4 separate regions of the Homo sapiens genome follow, and all the other regions are linked to region 1. Evidence: chromatin loops called from intact Hi-C (ENCODE). Cell type or tissue: CD4-positive, alpha-beta T cell. All regions are shown on one strand. Region 1 holds the start of LOC124905123 (a long non-coding RNA gene). Region 2 overlaps XPNPEP3 (X-prolyl aminopeptidase 3). Region 3 has its middle 54 kb from the start of MCHR1. Region 4 has its middle 53 kb from the start of MIR4766.

What was found. A loop is a pair of places that touch in the nucleus more often than their neighbours do. Peaks named below come from ENCODE experiments on the same cell type or tissue, not always from the same donor. Only the 100,000 strongest peaks of a DNase experiment are listed, where the experiment ranks them.
Region 2: it touches region 1 in a loop (33-fold over the local background); 32 of 110 quality-filtered maps call a loop at or near these places.
Region 3: a loop joins it to region 1, with 4 times the contacts of the local background. A loop is called at or near these places in 6 of 110 quality-filtered maps.
Region 4: it touches region 1 in a loop (14-fold over the local background); 77 of 110 quality-filtered maps call a loop at or near these places.

Annotation. Positions count from the first base shown.
Region 1 is chr22:40,680,740-40,685,739 of GRCh38, forward strand. MCHR1 (melanin concentrating hormone receptor 1) reads left to right here. Exons shown (of 2, transcript NM_005297.4): 2 at 210-2,073. The coding sequence ends at 1,189. LOC124905123 (a long non-coding RNA gene) reads right to left here and starts at 4,191. Exons shown (of 3, transcript XR_007068110.1): 1 at 4,004-4,191; 2 at 1-38. RefSeq lists enhancers at 1-842, 843-1,796, 2,958-3,653, 3,654-4,349 and silencers at 2,366-2,660, 2,386-2,680. In CD4-positive, alpha-beta T cell, a CTCF peak has its summit at 2,585 (motif pointing right); DNase peaks (open chromatin) are centred at 2,502, 4,290 and 4,882; H3K4me3 peaks cover 1,117 bases; H3K27me3 peaks cover 215 bases.
Region 2 is chr22:40,896,567-40,901,566 of GRCh38, forward strand. All of the region lies in intron 4 of XPNPEP3 (X-prolyl aminopeptidase 3), which reads left to right. Among named protein-coding and RNA genes, the nearest start is that of DNAJB7, 37 kb to the left of the region's middle. In CD4-positive, alpha-beta T cell, a CTCF peak has its summit at 2,737; DNase peaks (open chromatin) are centred at 2,395 and 2,695.
Region 3 is chr22:40,730,866-40,735,865 of GRCh38, forward strand. No RefSeq gene overlaps it. Among named protein-coding and RNA genes, the nearest start is that of MCHR1, 54 kb to the left of the region's middle. RefSeq lists a silencer at 450-608. In CD4-positive, alpha-beta T cell, CTCF peaks have their summits at 2,158 and 2,358; DNase peaks (open chromatin) are centred at 816 and 2,026; H3K27ac peaks cover 1,752 bases.
Region 4 is chr22:40,758,214-40,763,213 of GRCh38, forward strand. No RefSeq gene overlaps it. Among named protein-coding and RNA genes, the nearest start is that of MIR4766, 53 kb to the right of the region's middle. In CD4-positive, alpha-beta T cell, a CTCF peak has its summit at 2,234 (motif pointing left); a DNase peak (open chromatin) is centred at 2,238.

The DNA of each region.
Region 1 (5,000 bases):
AGATGGCTCAGGGCACTCTGGTAGGATTCACCAGGAAACTCATGGAGAAGGGAAAAGGGACAAGATTAGCAACAGTGAAGGGAGGGAGAATGGTGGGAGAGGATTCCAGATGAACGGTGGGTCGCTGGAGGCTGAGCATGCCAGCAGGATGTCAGTTCTCAGAGCAAAGCCCATGTCAAACAGCCAACGCTTGCTCCTTCTGTCCCCAGGATCACCTCCTCGCACGGGGAGCATCTCCTACATCAACATCATCATGCCTTCGGTGTTCGGCACCATCTGCCTCCTGGGCATCATCGGGAACTCCACGGTCATCTTCGCGGTCGTGAAGAAGTCCAAGCTGCACTGGTGCAACAACGTCCCCGACATCTTCATCATCAACCTCTCGGTAGTAGATCTCCTCTTTCTCCTGGGCATGCCCTTCATGATCCACCAGCTCATGGGCAATGGGGTGTGGCACTTTGGGGAGACCATGTGCACCCTCATCACGGCCATGGATGCCAATAGTCAGTTCACCAGCACCTACATCCTGACCGCCATGGCCATTGACCGCTACCTGGCCACTGTCCACCCCATCTCTTCCACGAAGTTCCGGAAGCCCTCTGTGGCCACCCTGGTGATCTGCCTCCTGTGGGCCCTCTCCTTCATCAGCATCACCCCTGTGTGGCTGTATGCCAGACTCATCCCCTTCCCAGGAGGTGCAGTGGGCTGCGGCATACGCCTGCCCAACCCAGACACTGACCTCTACTGGTTCACCCTGTACCAGTTTTTCCTGGCCTTTGCCCTGCCTTTTGTGGTCATCACAGCCGCATACGTGAGGATCCTGCAGCGCATGACGTCCTCAGTGGCCCCCGCCTCCCAGCGCAGCATCCGGCTGCGGACAAAGAGGGTGACCCGCACAGCCATCGCCATCTGTCTGGTCTTCTTTGTGTGCTGGGCACCCTACTATGTGCTACAGCTGACCCAGTTGTCCATCAGCCGCCCGACCCTCACCTTTGTCTACTTATACAATGCGGCCATCAGCTTGGGCTATGCCAACAGCTGCCTCAACCCCTTTGTGTACATCGTGCTCTGTGAGACGTTCCGCAAACGCTTGGTCCTGTCGGTGAAGCCTGCAGCCCAGGGGCAGCTTCGCGCTGTCAGCAACGCTCAGACGGCTGACGAGGAGAGGACAGAAAGCAAAGGCACCTGATACTTCCCCTGCCACCCTGCACACCTCCAAGTCAGGGCACCACAACACGCCACCGGGAGAGATGCTGAGAAAAACCCAAGACCGCTCGGGAAATGCAGGAAGGCCGGGTTGTGAGGGGTTGTTGCAATGAAATAAATACATTCCATGGGGCTCACACGTTGCTGGGGAGGCCTGGAGTCAGGTTTGGGGTTTTCAGATATCAGAAATCCCCTTGGGGGAGCAGGATGAGACCTTTGGATAGAACAGAAGCTGAGCAAGAGAACATGTTGGTTTGGATAACCGGTTGCACTATATCTGTGAGCTCTCAAATGTCTTCTTCCCAAGGCAAGAGGTGGAAGGGTACTGACTGGGTTTGTTTAAAGTCAGGCAGGGCTGGAGTGAGCAGCCAGGGCCATGTTGCACAAGGCCTGAGAGACGGGAAAGGGCCCGATCGCTCTTTCCCGCCTCTCACTGGTGCGATGGAAGGTGGCCTTTCTCCCAAGCTGGTGGATAATGAAAAATAAAGCATCCCATCTCTCGGCGTTCCAGCATCCTGTCAATTTCCCTTTTGCTCTAGAGGATGCATGTTTATTTGAGGGGATGTGGCACTGAGCCCACAGGAGTAAAAGCCCAGTTTGCTAGGAGGTCTGCTTACTGAAAACAAGGAGACCTGGGGTGGGTGTGGTTGGGGGTCTTAAAACTAATAAAAGCTGGGGTCGGGGGGCTTTTGCAGCTCTGGTGACATTCTCTCCACGGGGCACATTTGCTCAGTCACTAATCCAGCTTGAGTGTCCGTGTGTTCTGCATGTGCAGGGGTCATTCTAGTGCCCGGTGTGTTGGCATCATCTTTTTGCTCTAGCCCTTCCTCTCCAAAATAAAATCAAATAAAGGAAAATCTCCACCCACATCACTCTGGATGTTCTTGTGGACTTGGGGGTGGGTGTGGGCTGGGGCGGGGAAGGTGGGCAGCAGAAAAGAGAAAGAGGGGTCACTTGGTTGTGGAATTTAGATCTTGGTTCATGCTGCATTTTTAGGAAGCATGAAGCAGGGATCTGTTTTTCTGAACCCACAGGGAGGATTCAGTGGCATAAATGGAATTACTGGGGATTCATTAGATTTTGCAGTTCTGCTGCTGGGCTTGTTCTTGGGACTCAGCTTCCTGTCTTCTGCACAAAATCCCCTGGGCTTTGTTGTCATCAGTGATGAGTCCTCAGGCCCCAAGTCCCAACCCCCACTCCCCCGCCTCAACCCTCACCCCCGCTGAGTCACCAGCCGCAGAGCCAGCTCTTAGGGCAGCTGAAGCCTCTCTGCTTTCTACAGCTGAGATCTGGTGTGGGCACCTTGAACAGAAGATTACAGCCGGGGCCACTGGGAGGCAGCCACGACTGCTGCTTGGCTGCTGCTTCTTGGTGTCTTCACTGAGAGGGGACTGGGAGCCGTCAGTGCAGTGCTCAGCAGACCTTACTGAGAGAGCGGGAGAAAGCTGCAAGCATCCTGAAAGCAGGGGCAGCAGCACAGCCTGTTCCTCTTCAGAGCTGCAGCAGGGAGCCTCTTCAGAAAACTTCTGGGCAGCTTCCTTGGGTCCTGGGGACTTTTTTTTTGAGACAGAGTATCGCTCTGTCGCCCAGGCTGAAGTGCAGTGGTGTGATCTCTGCTCACTGCAAGCTCCGCCTCCCGGGTTCACACCATTCTCCTGCCTCAGCCTCCCGAGTAGCTGGGACTGCAGGCATCCGCCACCACGCCCGGCTAATTTTTGTATTTTTAGTAAAGACGGGGTTTCACCATGTTAGCCAGGATGGTCTCGATCTCCTAACCTCATGATCTGCCTGCCTCGGCCTCCCAAGGTGCTGAGACTGCAGGCGTAAGCCACCGTGCCCGGCTTTTTTTTTTTTTTTTTTTTTTGGACACAGGGCCTTGCCCTGTTGCCCAGGCTGTAGTGCAGGTGACATGATCACAGCTCACTGCAGCCTCGACCTCCCAGATTCAAGCAATCCTCCCACCTCAGCCTCCCAAGTAGCTGGGACCACAGGCGCACACCATCATGCCTGGCTAATTTTTTATATTTTGTAGAGACAGGATCTTGCCATGTTGCCCAGGCTGGTCTCAAACTCCTGGGCCCAAACAATCCTCCCACCTTGGCCTCGTGGAATGCTGGGATTACAGGCTTGAGCCACCACATCCGGCCCCTGGGGAGCTCTTTATCACAATCATTAGTATTTCCTGGCCTGTGTTCCCCTCCACCCAGCACCTGGGGAGTAAAGAAGCTGATGGTTATTTTCCTTACTCACTAACAGTAGGGTCTCCAGCTGCCACCCGTAACTTGAAATCTATTTTAGACGCACACTCAATAAAAGAAGATTCTGGCCAGGCGCGACGGCTCACACCTGTAATCCCAGCACTTTGGGAGGCCGAGGCAGGTGGATCACCTGAGGTCAGGAGTTCGAGACCAGCCTGGCCAACATGGTGAAACCTCATCTGTACTAAAAATACAAAAATTAGCCAGGCATGGTGGCACGTGCTTGTAGTCCCAGCTACTTGGGAGGCTGAGACAGGAGAACCACTTGAACCCAGGAGGCAGAGGTTGCAGTGAGCCGAGATTGCACCATTGCCCTCCAGCCTGGGCAACAAGAGCGAAAACTCCATTTAAAAAAAAAGAAAAAAAGAAAGAAAAAGAAAAAAGGATTCTTAGGGAAGCCTTGAGGCAAATCCAAAAAGACCCAATTCCTAGCCACAAACGTGATAAAAGGAGGTCTTCCTGCATCGGGTTTGTCTACTGGAAGGCTTCCCTGGGTGTCCATCAGCCCCAGCCCCTGCCTGCTCCTCACTCCCTCTCACCTTCCAGCACTCCAAGGAGGAATCCCAGAGAGGAAACAAGTGAGACGGCCTCTCCCAGGGAATGCACATCACCAAGTCAACAGCTCACAGTGGGTGGGTGGGTAGGCACACGCCCAGCGAAAGCCCCAGCAGCTCCTGGGGAAGGGGGCATCCTGTCCTTCAGCTCTTAACCCCACACTGAAACAACTGAAATGGAAGCAGAGTGGGTGGAGTCATGAAAGTGGGTGGGTAGCAATGTAAACCTTCCGGAGGGGAGAGGCGGAGGGGAGAGATGAGTTAGGGAGAACAGGTGGTCGAGGGGAGAAGTGGGGCAGGGAGGCTTAAAGGGTGGGGGATTACGATGGGAGCTGCCACCACCACATCTCTCCCCAGCCTGATTCCGCGGTAACCGGGACACACTTGCGATGTGGATGAGGGGAAGCACAGGCAGAGGTGAGCGCTGGGTTGCTGGCGAGGCATTTTCCTGACATCGCTGGTGGGGATGGTGGACCAAGTGCAGAGCTGGGGTCTGAGGCACGAGGGGAACTTTCTTTTCCTCTTCCTTAAGCCTGGGGATGTGGCCAGAACCTTGGGGAGCTGTGGAGGCCACTGTGAGCTGCAGACAGAGTCCAAGAAGCGGGTGAAGACCCTGCGGTCCATCTCTTTGCTCCTTTCCCTCTTCCCACATTTAACAATTAGTTTCTCCCATGGGGGCCCCATCAAGTCATCTCCTCAAACCTGGCCAGTGCTTCATCCACTGCTGCCTTATCTTCTCCCCAGAAAATACTTCTTCCCCAACTGTGAGGATTATGCTCCGAAACTACCCCCCAGCACCTGGTAGACTTTCACAGCTGAGAGACATTGACCTCAAAGTTTAGGTTGCAAGTGAGTCCACAGAACCACTTCCGCACATTGCTGTTCACAAGAGAAGCAAGAAGAGCACCAAACACGGCAACTGGCATTGGGTTTGTGTTTGCTTGTTCCTTTCTGAATCATCAGTTTTCATTTAATTAATTAA
Region 2 (5,000 bases), 220 kb after region 1:
GAGGTTGCAGTGAGCCGAGATCATGCTATTGCACTCCAGACTAGGCAACCGAGAGAGACTCTGCAAAAAAAAAAAAATTTACCATTTTAGCCATTTTTAAGTGTATGTCTTAAAAATGGCTAAAATAGAAATTCAATGACATTAGGTATATTCACACTGTGTGTGACTATTACTACTATCTTTTTTCAGACTTTTTTATCATCCCAAATAGAAATTGTACTCAATAAATAATAACTTCCCATTCTTCCCTCCTCCCAGCCCCTGGTAACTTTTACTTTTTCTGTGACTCTGCCTATTCTAATTACTTCATATAAGTAGAATCATACAGTATTTGTCTTTTTGTAACTGGCTTACTTCACTTAGTAAAATGTTTTCAAAGTTCATGTTGTAGCATTTTTCAGAATGACATTCCTCTATGGCTGAATGGTATTCCATTGTATGTATAGACAATGTTTCCTTCATCTTTTTTTTTTTTTTTTTTTTTTGAGACGGAGTTTCGCTGTTGCCCAGGCTGGAGTGCAGTGGCGCAATCTCGGCTCACTGCAGGCTCCGCCGGGTTCACGCCATTCTCCTGCCTCAGCCTCCTGAGTAGCTGGGACTACAGGCACCCGCCATCACGCCCGGCTAATTTTTTTGTATTTTTAGTAGAGATGGGGTTTCACTGTGTTAGCCAGGATGGTCTCGATCTCCTGACCTCGTGATCTGCCCACCTCGGCCTCCCAAAGTGCTGGGATAACAGGCGTAATCCACCGTGCCCGGCCTCCTTCATCTTTTCATCTGTCATTGGACACTTGGGTTGTTTCCATCTTTTGGGCTATGGTGACTAATGCTGCTATGTACCTGGGTTTACAAATAATTATTCAGGTCCCTGCTTTCAGTTCTTTGGGGTATATACCCAGAAGTAGAATTGTTAGATCTGTGGTGAGTCTGTGTTGTTTTTTTTTTTCTTTTTTTGAGACAGAGTCTCCATTTGTTCCCAGGCTGGAGTGCAGCAGCACCATCTTAGCTCCCTGCAGCCTCGAACTCCTGGGCTCATGTGATCTTCCCACCTCAGCCTCCTGATTATACATTTAATTTTTTGAGAAACCACCATATAGTTTTCCACAGCAAATGGACCATTTCACATTTCTACCAGCAATGCACAAGGGTTCCAGTTTTTCTACATTCTTGCCAATCGATACTTGTTATTTTCTGCCTTTTGAGTACTAGCCATCTTAATGAGTGTGAAATGACATCTCATAGTTTTTATTTGCATTTCATTAACAGCTAGTGATGTTCAGCATATTTTCATGTGTTTATTGGTTATTTGTATATCTTATTTGGAGAAATACCTGTTCAGTTCCTTTGCCCATTTTTTAAATTGGGCTGGATTTTTTTGTTGTTGAGTTGTGGGAATTCCTTATATGTTTTTGATATTAACTCTTAATCCGGTATATGGTTTGCAAATATTCTCCCATTATGAGGGTTGGCTTTTTACTATTCATAGCGTCCTTTAATGCTCAAAATGTTTTAATTTTTATAAAGTCCAGTTTTTTTGTTGTTGTTAACTGTGCTTTTGGTGTCATATCCAAGAAAATATTACCAAATCCAGTGTCATAAAGGTATTCCCCTATGTTTTCTTCTAAGAGTTTTATGTTTTATGTTTAGGTCTTTGACCCATTTTTTTTTTTTTTTTTTTTTTTTTTTTTTTTTTTTTTTGAGACGGAGTCTCGCTCTGTCGCCCAGGTCGGACTGCGGACTGCAGTGGCGCAATCTCGGCTCACTGCAAGCTCCGCTTCCCGGGTTCACGCCATTCTCCTGCCTCAGCCTCCCGAGTAGCTGGGACTACAGGCGCCCGCCACCGCGCCCGGCTAATTTTTTGTATTTTTAGTAGAGACGGGGTTTCACCTTGTTAGCCAGGATGGTCTTGATCTCCTGACCTCATGATCCACCCGCCTCGGCCTCCCAAAGTGCTGGGATTACAGGCGTGAGCCACCGCGCCCGGCCGACCCATTTTGAGTTAATATTTATATATGGTATAAACTAAGGGTCTAACCTTATTCTTTTTCATGCCCCATTTCTTTCTTGATTTTATTTCTTTTATAAAGTCCTAAACTTACTATCTTTTTATTATCCAGGAAGTTGGGATAAAAGATCTTAAACTGCCTTTTTACATCTTCCTGAGATCTAACAGCAAAGTCACATATGAAGTTCATGCTGGTGGATGCCTTTTATCACAGTATCATTCATAACCTGGGTGAGGGGTATCCCATAATGGAGTTCATTTATGTCCTCATACAACCAGAACCGTACTGTCTGCATCCACAGCATTTCTGTAGCTTCAGGAGGCACTGACTATGTGATGAGGGAGGGGCAGGACAGTTGCCCATATCTAGATACATATGATAGGCCCCTCCCTTCATCCATTTTAATAAACTAGGGGTTTCCCTGCAAACCTTTCTCACTCAGCAATATTCAAAATGAGAGATACTGTTCTTTGATCTAAAATTCTCAGGAACCATTTTTAAAGAGTTCCTCAGGGTATTGCATGTAATAGTCTAGAAAATGGCTCATTTTCTTCACTGAATAGCCCCTTATGTCCATGGTTTTTTACCCATCGCTGTCAACTTGCCACTCGAATTATTTTAGCTGTGGTTGGTCTCAGCTGACTCATCAAAAAAATGATAGTAGCCCAGTTTCTTTGGGTTAGAGCTCCATCTGTTGATCAAAAAGAAGCTCATCTAAAAGAGATTCTGAGCTTACTTTCAGCCAGCACTGAAGGCACTAACCAAACTATTGAATATTTAGCAGACCTACCAGCGATTCAGAATTCCCTCCCAATCCATTTTGCTAGCTCGTGAAGTTCAGGGTCTATCATTTCCACATTCCATGATTTCAAAGCATGTGCCATATCAAACCAAGGATGAATTTTTTTAAAAATGAGTCAGTTCTGCTGGGACAGATGGATATCCATATGCAAAAGAATGAAGTTGTGCCCGGGCACAGTGGCTCACACCTGTAATCCCAGCATTTTGGGAGGCCAAGGTAGGTGGATCACGAGGTCAAGAGATAAGACCATCCTGGCCAACATGGTGATACCTCATCTCTACTAAAAATACAAAAATTAGCTGGATGTGGTGGTGGGCGCCTGTAATCCCAGCTACTTGGGAGGCTGAGACAGGAGAATTGCTTGAACCTGGGAGGTGGAGGTTGCAGTGAGCGGAGATCACGCTACTGCACTCCAGCCTGGTGACAGAGCGAGACTCTATCTCAAAAAAAAAAAAAAAAAAAAGGAATGAAGTTGTACCCCTACTTCACACCTTATCTAAAAATTAACTTAATTAGCCAGGTGTGGTGGCATATGCCTGTAATCCCGAATACTCGGGAGGCAGTCTCCCTTTGTTCCCAGGCTGCACTGTGGTGATAGGAGAATCACTTGAACCTAGGAGGCGGAGATTGCAGTGAGCCAAGATTACACCACTGCATTCCAGCCTGGGCAACAGAGCAAGACTCTATCTCACAAATTAAATAAATACATAAATAAAATGGATCAGTGACCTAAACTTAAGAGCTCAAATTATAAAACTATTAGGAAAAAACATAAGGGTGAATCTTCATGACCTTAGATTTGCCAAAGGATTCTTAAAGATGATACCGAAAGCACAGGCAACAAAAGAAAAAGTAGATAAATTAGAATTTATCAATGTTTAAAACTTCTCTACATCAAAGGGTACTTTTCTCACACTGAGAAACAGCCTTAGGAAAAAAAAAAAAAAAGGCCGGGTACGGTGACCCACGCCTATAATCCCAGTACTTTGGGAGGCTGAGGCCGGTGGATCACCTGAAGTCAGGAGTTCAAGACCAGCCTGGCCAACATAGTGAAACCCCGTCTCTATTAAAAATACAAAAAATTAGCCAGGCATGGTGGCGGGTGCCTGTAATCCCAGCTACTGGGGAGGCTGAGGCAGGAGAATTGCTTGAACCTGGTAGGTGGAGGTTGTCATGAACCGAGATCGCACCACTGCATTCCAGCCTGGGCAACAGAGCAAGACTCTGTCTCAAAAAAAAAATAATTAAACTTAATTTAAGAATAAATTAAAAGGCTAAGTGCAGTGGCTCATGCCTGTAATCCCAACACTTTGAGAGGCCAAGGTGGATGGATCTTTTGAGCCCAGGAATTTGAGACCAGCCTGGGCAACATGGCAAAACCCCATCTCTATGAAAAATACAAAAATAAGTTAGCTGGGTGTGGTGGCATGTTCCTGTAATTTCAGCTACTCACGAGGCTGAGGTGGGAGGATCACCAGAGCCTGGGTGGCAGAGGCTTCAGTGAGCCAAGATCACAGCACTGCACTTCAGCTTGGGTAACAGAGTGAGACCCTGTCTCAAAACAATAATGATCTTAAAAAATAATAAAAAACAAAGGGAATGGGTGTGGTGGCTCATACCTGTAATCCTTGCATTTTGGGAGGCCAAGGCAAGGAAGATCAGTTGAACTCAGGAGTTCAAGAGCAGCCTGGGCAACATAGTGAGACCTCCTCTCTTTTTATTAAAAAAAAAGAATTTAAAATAAAAAACTTTAAAAAATTGTTTAAAAGGACACTATCAAGAAAGTGAAAAAACGGAATGAGAGAAAATATTTGCAAATCATATATCTGATAAGGTTCTAGTATCTAGAATATTTAAAGAACTTTTTTTTTTTTTGAGATGGAGTTTCACTCTTCTCTCACCCAGGCTGGAGTGCAATGGCCCAATCTCTGCTCACCGCAACCTCCACCTCCCAGGTTCAAGCAATTCTCTTGCCTCAGCCTCCCAAGTAGCTGGGAATACAGGCATGCACCACCACGCCCGGCTAATTTTTGTATATTTAGTAGAGATGGGGTTTCTCCATGTTGGTCAGGCTGGTCTCTAACTCCCGAACTCAGGTGATCCACCCGCCTCAGCCTCCCAAAGTGCTGGAATTACAGGCGTGAGCCACCACGCCGGGCCTATTTAAAGAACTCTTACAGTTCAACAACAGG
Region 3 (5,000 bases), 50 kb after region 1:
GGATTCCTTCTGTTGCCAGTCCCTTGGGGGCAGGGACTGTGTCTTCCTCCCTGTATTCTGAGCCCTGCATAGGGCCTGGCCCTTGCATAGGTGTTCAATCAATGTGTCAAATACATGAGTGAATGGACAAGCACACCTTTTCTTTTCTTTCTTTTTTTTTTTTTTTCTTGAGATGGAGCCTCGCTCTGTCGCCCAGGCTGGAGTGTGGTGGTGTGATCTCGGCTCACTGCAAGCGCCGCCTCCCCGGTTCACGCCATTCTCCTGCCTCAGCCTCCCGAATAGCTGAGACTACAGGCGCCCACTACCATGCCCAGCTTTTTTTTTTTTTTTTTGTATTTTTAGTAGAGACGGGGTTTCACCGCGTTAGCCAGGATGGTCTCGATCTCCTGACCTCGTGATCCACCTGCCTCGGCCTCCCAAACCTGCTGGGATTACAGGCATGAGCCACTGCACCTGGCTTTTTTTTTTTTTTTTTTTTTGAGACGGAGCCTTGCTCTTGTTGCCCAGGCTGGAATGTGTGATCTCAGCTTACCGCAACCCCTGCCTCCCGAGTTCAAGCAATTCTCCTGCCTCAGCCTCCCGAGTAGCTGGGATTACAGGCATGTGCCACCATGACTGGCTAATTTTGTATTTTTGGTAGAGATGGGATTTCTCTGTCTTGGCCAGGCTGGTCTCGAACTCCTGACCTCAGGTGATCCGCCTACCTCGGCCTCCCAAAGTGCTGAGATTACAGGCGTGAGCCACCACATCTGGCCTCGAGCACACCTTTTCTGGTGCACGTAAAACTAGGTCGGGTTCTTAGGGACTGAGTCACCTGACTAACACTAATCAAATACACACAAACAAAACCACAAACTGCTCTGTCAAGCAGGATGTCAGCAGTTTCCTTTGCATGAAGGAGGGTGGGGAGGGGGTGTTGTAAGGTGGGTCTCCAGAATGATGGAATAGGGTCGCTGTCGGGAAGAGGCTGAAAACATTACTGTGATATTTTGTCTTATAAAATTCTTTTTGGTTTTTTTTTTAGAGACAGGGTCTTGCTCTGTCACTCAGGCTGGAGTGCGGTGGTATGATTATGGCTCACTGCAGCCTCGACCTCCTGGGCTCAAGTGATTCTCCTACTTCAGCCTCTTGAGTAGCTGGGACTATAGGCGAATACCACCGTGCCTGGACTTTTAAAATGTTTTGTGGGCCAGGCGCGGTGGCTCACACCTTTAATCCCAGCACTTTGGGAGGCTGAGGCGGGAGAATCACGAGGTCAGGAGTTTAAGACCAGCCTGGCCAGCATGGTGAAACCCCGTCTCTACTAAAAATACAAAAAATTAGCTGGGCGTAGTGGCGGGCGCCTGTAATCCCAGCTACTCAGGAGGCTGAGGCAGAGGTTGCAGTAAGCTGAGATCGTGCCACTGCACTCCAGCCTGGGCAACAGAGTGAGACTGTCTCAAAAAAAAAAAAAAACGTTTTGTGGAGATGCAGTCTCATTATGTTGCCCAGGCTAGTCTTGAACACCTGGTCTCAAGAGATCCTCTCGCCTTGGCCTCCAGAAGGGCTGGGATTCAAGGTGTGAGCCACCACACCTGGCCTGGTTTATAGGATTCTTGTATAAATTCTCTGTGGGCCGAGCCTAGACTAGAATATTGCCCAACTTCCTTTGCACAGCAAAATGGATTTCATAGGATCAATTAAGAGTATTTGGACCAAACAACTATCTCTCTTACTTTGTTAGCCTGGATTGCAGGAGTCACAATTACTTACAAGTCAAAAAGATGAGGAGAGGGCTGTGGCAGTTGTGGTCTCAGGCCTGCAGCAGCCTTTTGCAATATTGAGTTACCCTGCGGGCTTTGTGAACTTGGAATCACAGACTCCTCCGAGGTTGTGCCTCAGCCTCCCCAAAACGTGAGAGGCGAGGGCAGAGCCTACTTACCTTTCACCTCCTAGCACCTGAGCCGGAGCACCTGGTTCACAGTAAGCACTCAATCTGTGTGTGCTGAATAAACAAGAAACTGCCTGTTCCTGCCTCGGGGCAGGACGCACCGCCCTAGTGACTGTAATACTCTCCTCCACCAGATTTGGCAGCTCCCCTCCCTTACACAGCCCTGGGGAATTACTGCTCTTTTCTTTCTTTGGTGTCCTTTCTCTAAAGTGCAAATAGTTCCTTCTGGACACACGGTCTGTCTGCAGCCTGCCAGTATCATTCACCCTTGCTTGCTTTTACCTTCTGTTTTGTCTTCCTGAGACAACATTCTTGTAACAATTCCAGCAAAGTCAAACTTTTTTTTCTTTATTATTACTTTTTTTAATCCACTCTTGCACTCTCACCCTTTACTCTCTCTCTCTTTTTCATTTCTTTTCTTTTCTTTTTTTTTTTTTGAGACAGGGTCTTTTTGTCACTCAGACTGGAGTGCAGTGGCATGATCTCCACTCACGGCAGCCTCAATTTCCTGGACTCAAGCGATCCTACCGCCTCAGCCTCCGGAGCAGCCAGGACTACAGGCGCTCAGCACCACGTCCGGCTAATTTTTGTATTTTTTGTAGAGATGGGGTTTCGCTATGTTGGCCAGGCTGGTCTTGAACTGCTCACCTCAGGTGATCCACCCGCCTCAGCCTCCCAAAGTGCTAGGATTATAGTTGTGAGCCACCCTGTCTGGCCTCTTTATTTTATTTTACTTATTTCTTTTCCTAATCTCGAGGACCTGTGAAACAAAATCCTACTCTGATTTAGAAGATACCAGGTCCTGCTGGGCGTGGTGGCTCATGCCTGTAATCTCAGCACTTTGGGAGGCCGAGGTGGGAGGATCACTTGAGATCAGGAGTTCAAGATCAGCCTGGCCAACACGGCGAAACCCCATCTCTACTAAAAATACAAAAATTAGCCAGGCGTGATGGCATGTGCTTGTAATCCCAGCTACACAGGAGGCTGAGGCAGGAGAATCGCTTCAACCTGGGAGGCGGAGGTTGCAGTGAGCCGAGACTGCACCACTGCACTCCAGCCTGGGTGACAGAATGAGACCCTGTCTCAAAAATAAAAATAAAAAATCTCCTGAGTTTTACATCTAATGATACAGAAGGGCAAAAGACACAGTTGGGGCAGTAGGGGAAGGGGAACCATCTTTCAGTTATTTCAGCAATGTCCCCAGGTATTTTGAACCACAGTGAAGAAGAAAGAAATCAACAAAGTCAGCGCTACCCCTGCCACACCATTGGCTACACAAGGTTACAGTTTCTATAGCTACAAGCCTGTCTCTTAGGGAACGCAACATACCACAGAGTGGCCTCCCTAGAAAGGCCACTTAGTCATGTGAAATGTAGATCTCTGCTGAAACAGAGATGTTTTCCCTTGGAATTTACAGTTAATAAAGTGACACTCAGTAGTGTGAACGTGACAGAACGGGATACAATAAGAGAATGAATCTGCTTCCCTCAGATGGAAATAAACAGGCTGGACTGTGATGACAGCCAATAGAAAACACAAAGCCTGGCCAGGCGCCGTGGCTCACACCTGTAATCCCAGCACTTTGGGACACCGAGGCAGGCAGATCACGAGGTCAGGAGTTCAAGACCAGCCTGACCAACATGGTGAAACCCTGTCTCTACTAAAAATACAAAACTTGACCAGGCATGGTGGCGCACACCTGTAATCCCAGCTACTAGGGAGGCTGAGGTGGGAGAATAAACCCGGGAGGCGGAGCTTGCAGTGAGCCGAGATCGTGCCAGTGCACTCCAGCCTGGGCAACACAGTGAGGCTCCATCTCAAAAAAAAAAAAAAAAAAAACGAAAACACAAAGCAATTATCTGTTCATTGTGATACGATGTCAGCTGTTGGACCTGGCGTGCTTCCAGAATGAGCTTGGAGATATGCTGGAGGATTACAAAACAAAACCCCTTACAGATCAGGACTCAGAGCAACAGATTTTTGTTACACGATCAAACGATAAGAATACCATTACTATACCATAATATATTCTCATTTCTCTTGCACTTTCTTGCATATTATTGAATTTATTTATTTAAAAACATATATATATATATACAGAGAGAGAGAGACAGATGGAGTCTCACTCTGTTGCCCAGGCTGGAGTGTAGTGGCGAGATCTTGGCTCACTGCAACCTCCACCTCCTGGGTTCAAGCAATTCTTCTGTCTCAGCCTCCCGAGTAGCTGGGACTACAGGCGTGTGCCACCACACCCAGCTAATTTTTGTATTTTTAGTAGAGACAGGGTTTTACCACACTGGCCAGGCTGGTCTCAAACTCCTGACCTTGTGATCCGCTCGTCTTGGCCTCCCAAGGTGCTGGAATTACAAGCATGAGCCACCGCGCCTGGCTATTTATTTTTAATTTCTTTAAATTTAATTGAATCCTCTAACATCCTTCCAAGATTGTTACGTAAAACACCCACTGTATAGGAGAGAAAACTAGGCCAGATGTGGGGGCTCATGCCTGTAATTGCAGCACTTTGGGAGGCTGAGGCAGGAGGATCACTTGAGCCCATGAGTTCAAGACCAACTTGGGCAATAAAGTGAGACCCTATCTCTACAGAAAAAAGTTAGCCGGGTGTGGTGGCACATACATGTAGTCCTAGCTACTCAGGAGGCTGAGATGGGAGGATCACTTGAGCCCAAGAGTTCAAGGTGCAGTGAGCTGTGATTGCACCACTGCACTCCAGCCCAGGTGACAGAGCAAGACCCTGTCTCAAAAAACAAACAGATTAAAAAAGCAACAGAAAAAAAAAAAGAAGAGAAAACAAGCTTCAAAGATGTGACACAATTGCCAAAAGCCACCAGACAGTCAAGTAAAGAACGAAGGAAACAACTAAATAGGACTTGACCCCAGGTCTCCTGAGGCCACACCCAGGGAGCTTGCTACTTGAACCAGTGATGATTTAAAAAAATAACTCGGCCGGGCTCAGTGGCTCACGCCTGTAATCCCAGCACTTTGGGAGGCCAAGGCAGGCAGATCACATTCAAGACCATCGTGGCCAAGATGGTGAAACCCCGTCTCTACT
Region 4 (5,000 bases), 77 kb after region 1:
AGCCACCGCACTCGGCGGAAAGAGATTCTTAGTAAAGGTCAACCAAATACTAAAAAAGAATCCAATTTATTTTCTTTCATTGACTGTATGCTGAATCTACCTTTGATCTTTGGAGAAAAGAGAAATAGTGCTGGCAAACTTCTGAACTTATTTGCTAAGTTGCTTGTTAAGCTAAACAATCACAACCATCGAGTGGCTATATTTTTAACCTGGGGTCCTTTGGCATATAATATGTATCGAGAGTAATAGGCTTACCTCTTCTAGGAAGACAGCATGCTGTTGTGGAAAAAAGGATGGCATTTGAAATTAGAAGACCTGTTTGGTCCTGCTCTGTCAGTTACTGGCTGTTTGACTATGAATGAGTCATTTAACAATTTGGAACCTGTCTCCACACCTATAAAATGGAGATATCACCTGCCCACTGCATCTCAGAGGTCTGCAGCACCAAATAAGAGGGTGGATGCCAGATTGTTTTATGAACTACAAAGAAATATACAAAGATTAATAATCAGTGTTTATATCTGTATGCTACAGCTTTAGCCAGTCACTGGCACAAATGTACTCAGTAAGTGTTCGTAAAATAAATTAATATCTCAAATGCTCCTGGAATATAGACCAATGAGAGCTCTAGTCAGCTATAACCAGGAAGCCTCAATAGTTACCACATTTATTTCAGATGATATGGGCCAATTGTGGTGGCTCATGCCTGTAACCCCAGCACTTTGGGAGGCCAAGGCGGGTGGATCACTTGAGGTCACATGTTCGAGACGAGTCTGACCAACCTGGTGAAACCCCGCCGTCTCTACTAAAAAAAAAAATACAAAATTAGCTGGGCGTGGCGGCGCGTGCCTGTAATCCCAACTACTTGGGAGGCTGAGGCAGGAGAATTGCTTGAACCTGGGAGGCAGACGTTGCAGTAATCTGAGACCGTGCCATTGCACTCCAGGCTGAGCAACAAGAGCGAAACTGTCTCAAAAGAAAAAAAAATACAGATGATGTGGAAAGACGTTTTACCTGTTTACATTAACAACACTTGTTTAGTGAGGATTTGATTTTTAAATTCATGGGTTGTCAAAATGCTTTTTACCTCCTGCTCTGACTTTTAATCATTTTTCTGCCTGTTGGCACTTCCACCAATGGTGAACAGGAACGAGGGAGTTTTAACAAACTGTGGATCATTCTATTTTGTATGTTTCTTTTCTTTCTTTTCTTTTTTTTTTTTAGACAGGGTCTCACTTTGTTGCCCAGGCTGGAGTGTGCAGTGGTGCAATCTCAGCTCACTGCAGCCTTGGCCTCTGAGGCTTGAGCAATCCTCCTGCCTCGGCCCCACAATTAGCTGGGACCACAGGCACACACCACCATGCCTGTATTTTTTGTAGAGGCAGGGTCTTGCCATGTTGCCTAGACTTGTCTCGAACTGCTGAGCTTAAGTGATCTCTCTGCCTTGGTCTCCCAAATTGCTGGGATCACAGGTGTGAGCCACCGTGCCCGGCTGCCTAATTTTGCAGGTTTCTGTTAGCTCCAATAAAGGCCATAAAGAGGTGGATACTACTGGCCAAAAACTGTAACTTTTGTGTCTCGCACTTCAATACCTGTTGATATGGAGAGGTACTTGGCTTCATTCTTTGGCCAAAAAAGATGATAAATGATAGATGACAAATTAAAAGTTTGGGCATACGCTTGGGGAAAGAAAAAAGTAAAACAATACAATTTCAGCAAAGTACTACCAACTCCACTCTTTGCTTTAATACATATAAAAAGGTGCTTCAAGGTAGTGTTCCACTAAGTTCAAGCCACAGCTCCTATTCAGATTGTTTATGAGATCTAAAAATGCTTCCTTTTTTTTTTTTTTTTTTTTTTGAGACGGAGTCTTGTTCTGTTGCCCAGGCTGGAGTGCAGTGGTGTGATCTTGGCTCACTGCAACCTCTGCCTCCCAGGTTCAAGCGATTCTCCTGTCTCAGCCTCCTGAGTAGCTGGGATTACAGACACAAACCCCCACGCCTGGCTGATTTTTGTATTTTTAGTAGAGATGGGGTTTCACCATGTTGGTCAGGCTGGTCTCGAACTCCTCGTGATCCGCCCGCCTTGGCCTCCCAAAGTGCTGGGATTACAGGTGTGAGCCACAGCACCCGGCCTAAAAATGCTTCTTTTTCTGGTTTAATTGGGAACAAATTTCACTAGGCATCTCTGACAGCAGTGATTTATAATGATTTATAATAAGAAGCTGACTGCAATGCCCTCTGGTGGTTTAAAGCTTTCTTCATATCTATAACTGCAAAGTTAAAAACAAATGCAGCCATTTTCTATCAAATGGGAGTTTATTTATGAATGAAAACATCAACAAAGATAATCCATAAAATTTCCTTTTGATTTCCATGACTATCATCATAATAATAAAGCATTTCTACAGATGCACTTTGCCTAACATAACTCCATGGTTCAAGGGGTTAATAAAATAATTTAGCCTGTAATCCCAGCCTCTCAGGAGACTGAGGCAGGAGGGTCACTTGAGCCCAGGAGTTTGAAGCTGCAGTGAGCTATGACCATGCCACTGTACTCAGCCCGGGGAAATAAAGCAAGACGCAGTCTCCTAAAAACAAAAAAAAAAAAGAGATTTGGCCGGTCGCGGTGGCTTACACCTGTAATCCCGGCACTTTGGGAGGCCGAGGCGGGCGGATCACGAAGTCAGGAGATTGAGACCATCCTGGCTAACACGGTGAAATCCCCTCTCTACTAAAAATACACAAAATTAGCCAGGCGTGGTGGCGGGTGCCTGTAGTCCCAGCTACTCGGGAGGCTGAGGCAGGATAATGGCGTGAACCCAGGAGGCGGAGCTTGCAGTGAGCCGAGATAGCGCCACTGCACTCCAGCCTGGGCAACAAAGCGAGACTCCGTCTCAAAAAAATAATAATAAAAAAATTAAAATATAAATATGTTATATATATTTACTATATATAACATATGTAAATATATTTAACATGTATAACATATATTAAATATATATAAAATATATATCTAAAAACAGTGAAGACTTAAGGTGAAGGATAATTTATATATTATCCTTATATATGTATTTAATACATTTATATATAAATGTGTGTATATAATTTATATATACATATTATATATATATTATATATATATATATATATATTTTTTTTTTTTGAGGCAGTATCTTGCTTTGTCACCCAGGCTGGAGGGTGGTGACATGATCATGGCTCACTGCAGCTTCCACCTCCTGGCTCCTGGGCTCAAGCAATCCTTCCATCTCAGCCTTCCGAGTAGCTGGAATTGCAGGTGTGCACCGCCATGCCCAGATAATTTTTTCTAGAGATGAGGTCTTGCTATGTTGCCTAGGCTGGTCAAACTCCTGGGCTCAGGCGGTCCTTCTGCCTTGGCCTCCCAAAGTGCTGGGACTATAGGCATGAGCTACTGCACCCAATCTTTTATAATTTTTAATACACTAACAAATGCAAAATAAAGAACTCAAAAACTCAACTAGTTTCTTTTTTTTTTTTTTTTTGAGATAGAGTCTCACTGTCACCCAGGCTGGAGTGCAATGGCGTGATCTCGGCTCACTGCAACCTCCACCTCTTGGGTTCAAGCAGTATTCTCCCACCTCAGCTTTCCAAGTAGCAGGCAAAAACAACAAAAAACAGACAGGTTGGACTTCATGAAAATTTAAAAATGCGTACATCAAAAGACACTATCAACAGAGTAAAAAGGCAACCCACAGAATGGGAGAAAATATTTGCAAATCATACGTCTGATAAGAGATTAATATCTAGAATATATAGAGAATTCCTAAAACTCAACAACAAAAAAACACTTGATTCAAAAACAGGCAAATAACTTTTTTTTTTTAAATTCTGAGTTGGCTCACTAGGGAGTAGGCAAGTGACTTGGATAGACATTTCCCCAAAGAAGATATACAAATGGCCAATAAGCAAATGAAGAGATACTCATTATCACTAATCATTAGGGAAATGCAAATCAAAACGACAATGAGATACCACCGCACACCCCGTTACGATGGCTACTATCAAAAAAGCAGAAAATAATAAGCGTTGATGAGGATGTGGAGAAATTGGAACCCTTGTGCACTGTTGGTGGGAGCGTAAAATGGTGCAGCTGCCATGGAAGAGTACGGTGATTCCTCAAAAAATTAAAAATAGAGCTGGGCACAGTGGCTCATGCCTGTAATCCCAGCACTTTGGGAGGCTGAGGTGGGTGGATCACCTGAGGTCAGGAGTTTGAGACCAGCCTGGCCAACATGGTGAAACCTTGTCTCTACTAAAAATACAAAAATTAGCCAGGTGTGGTGGCGGGCACCTGTAATCCCAGCTACTTGGGAGGCTGAGGCAGGAGAATTGCTGGAACAAGGGAGGTGGAGGCTGCAGTGAGCTGAGATCGCGCCATTGCACTCCAGCCTGGGTGACAGAGCAAGACTCTGTCTCAGATAAAAAAAAAAATTAAAGATAGAATTACCATATGATCCAGCAAATTTACTTCTGGGTATGTATCCAAAAGAATTAAAAGCAAGGTTTCAAAGAGATATTTGTATACCCATGTGCACAGCAGCATTATTCACAATAGCTAAAATGTGGAAGCAACCCAAATGTCGATAGAGAAGCAAAATGTGATATATACATACAATGGAATATTATTCGACCTCAAAAAGGAAGGAAATTCTGACCTATGCTACAACATAGGTGAACCTCAAGAACATTATGCTGAGTGAAATAAGCCAGTCACAGTTAGACAATTACTGTGTGATTCCACTTAGATGAGGTACTTACGGTAGTCAAAATCATAGAGACAGAAACGAGAATGGTGGCTGCCAGAGGACAGGGGAAGGTGGGGAGTGGGGAATTAGTGTTTAATGGGTTTAGAGTTTCAGTTTTACAAGATGAAGCGTTCTAGGATGAATGGTGCTGTTGGTTGAACAATATTACAAATATATTAAATGCTTCTGAACTCTACACTTAAAAATGGTTAAG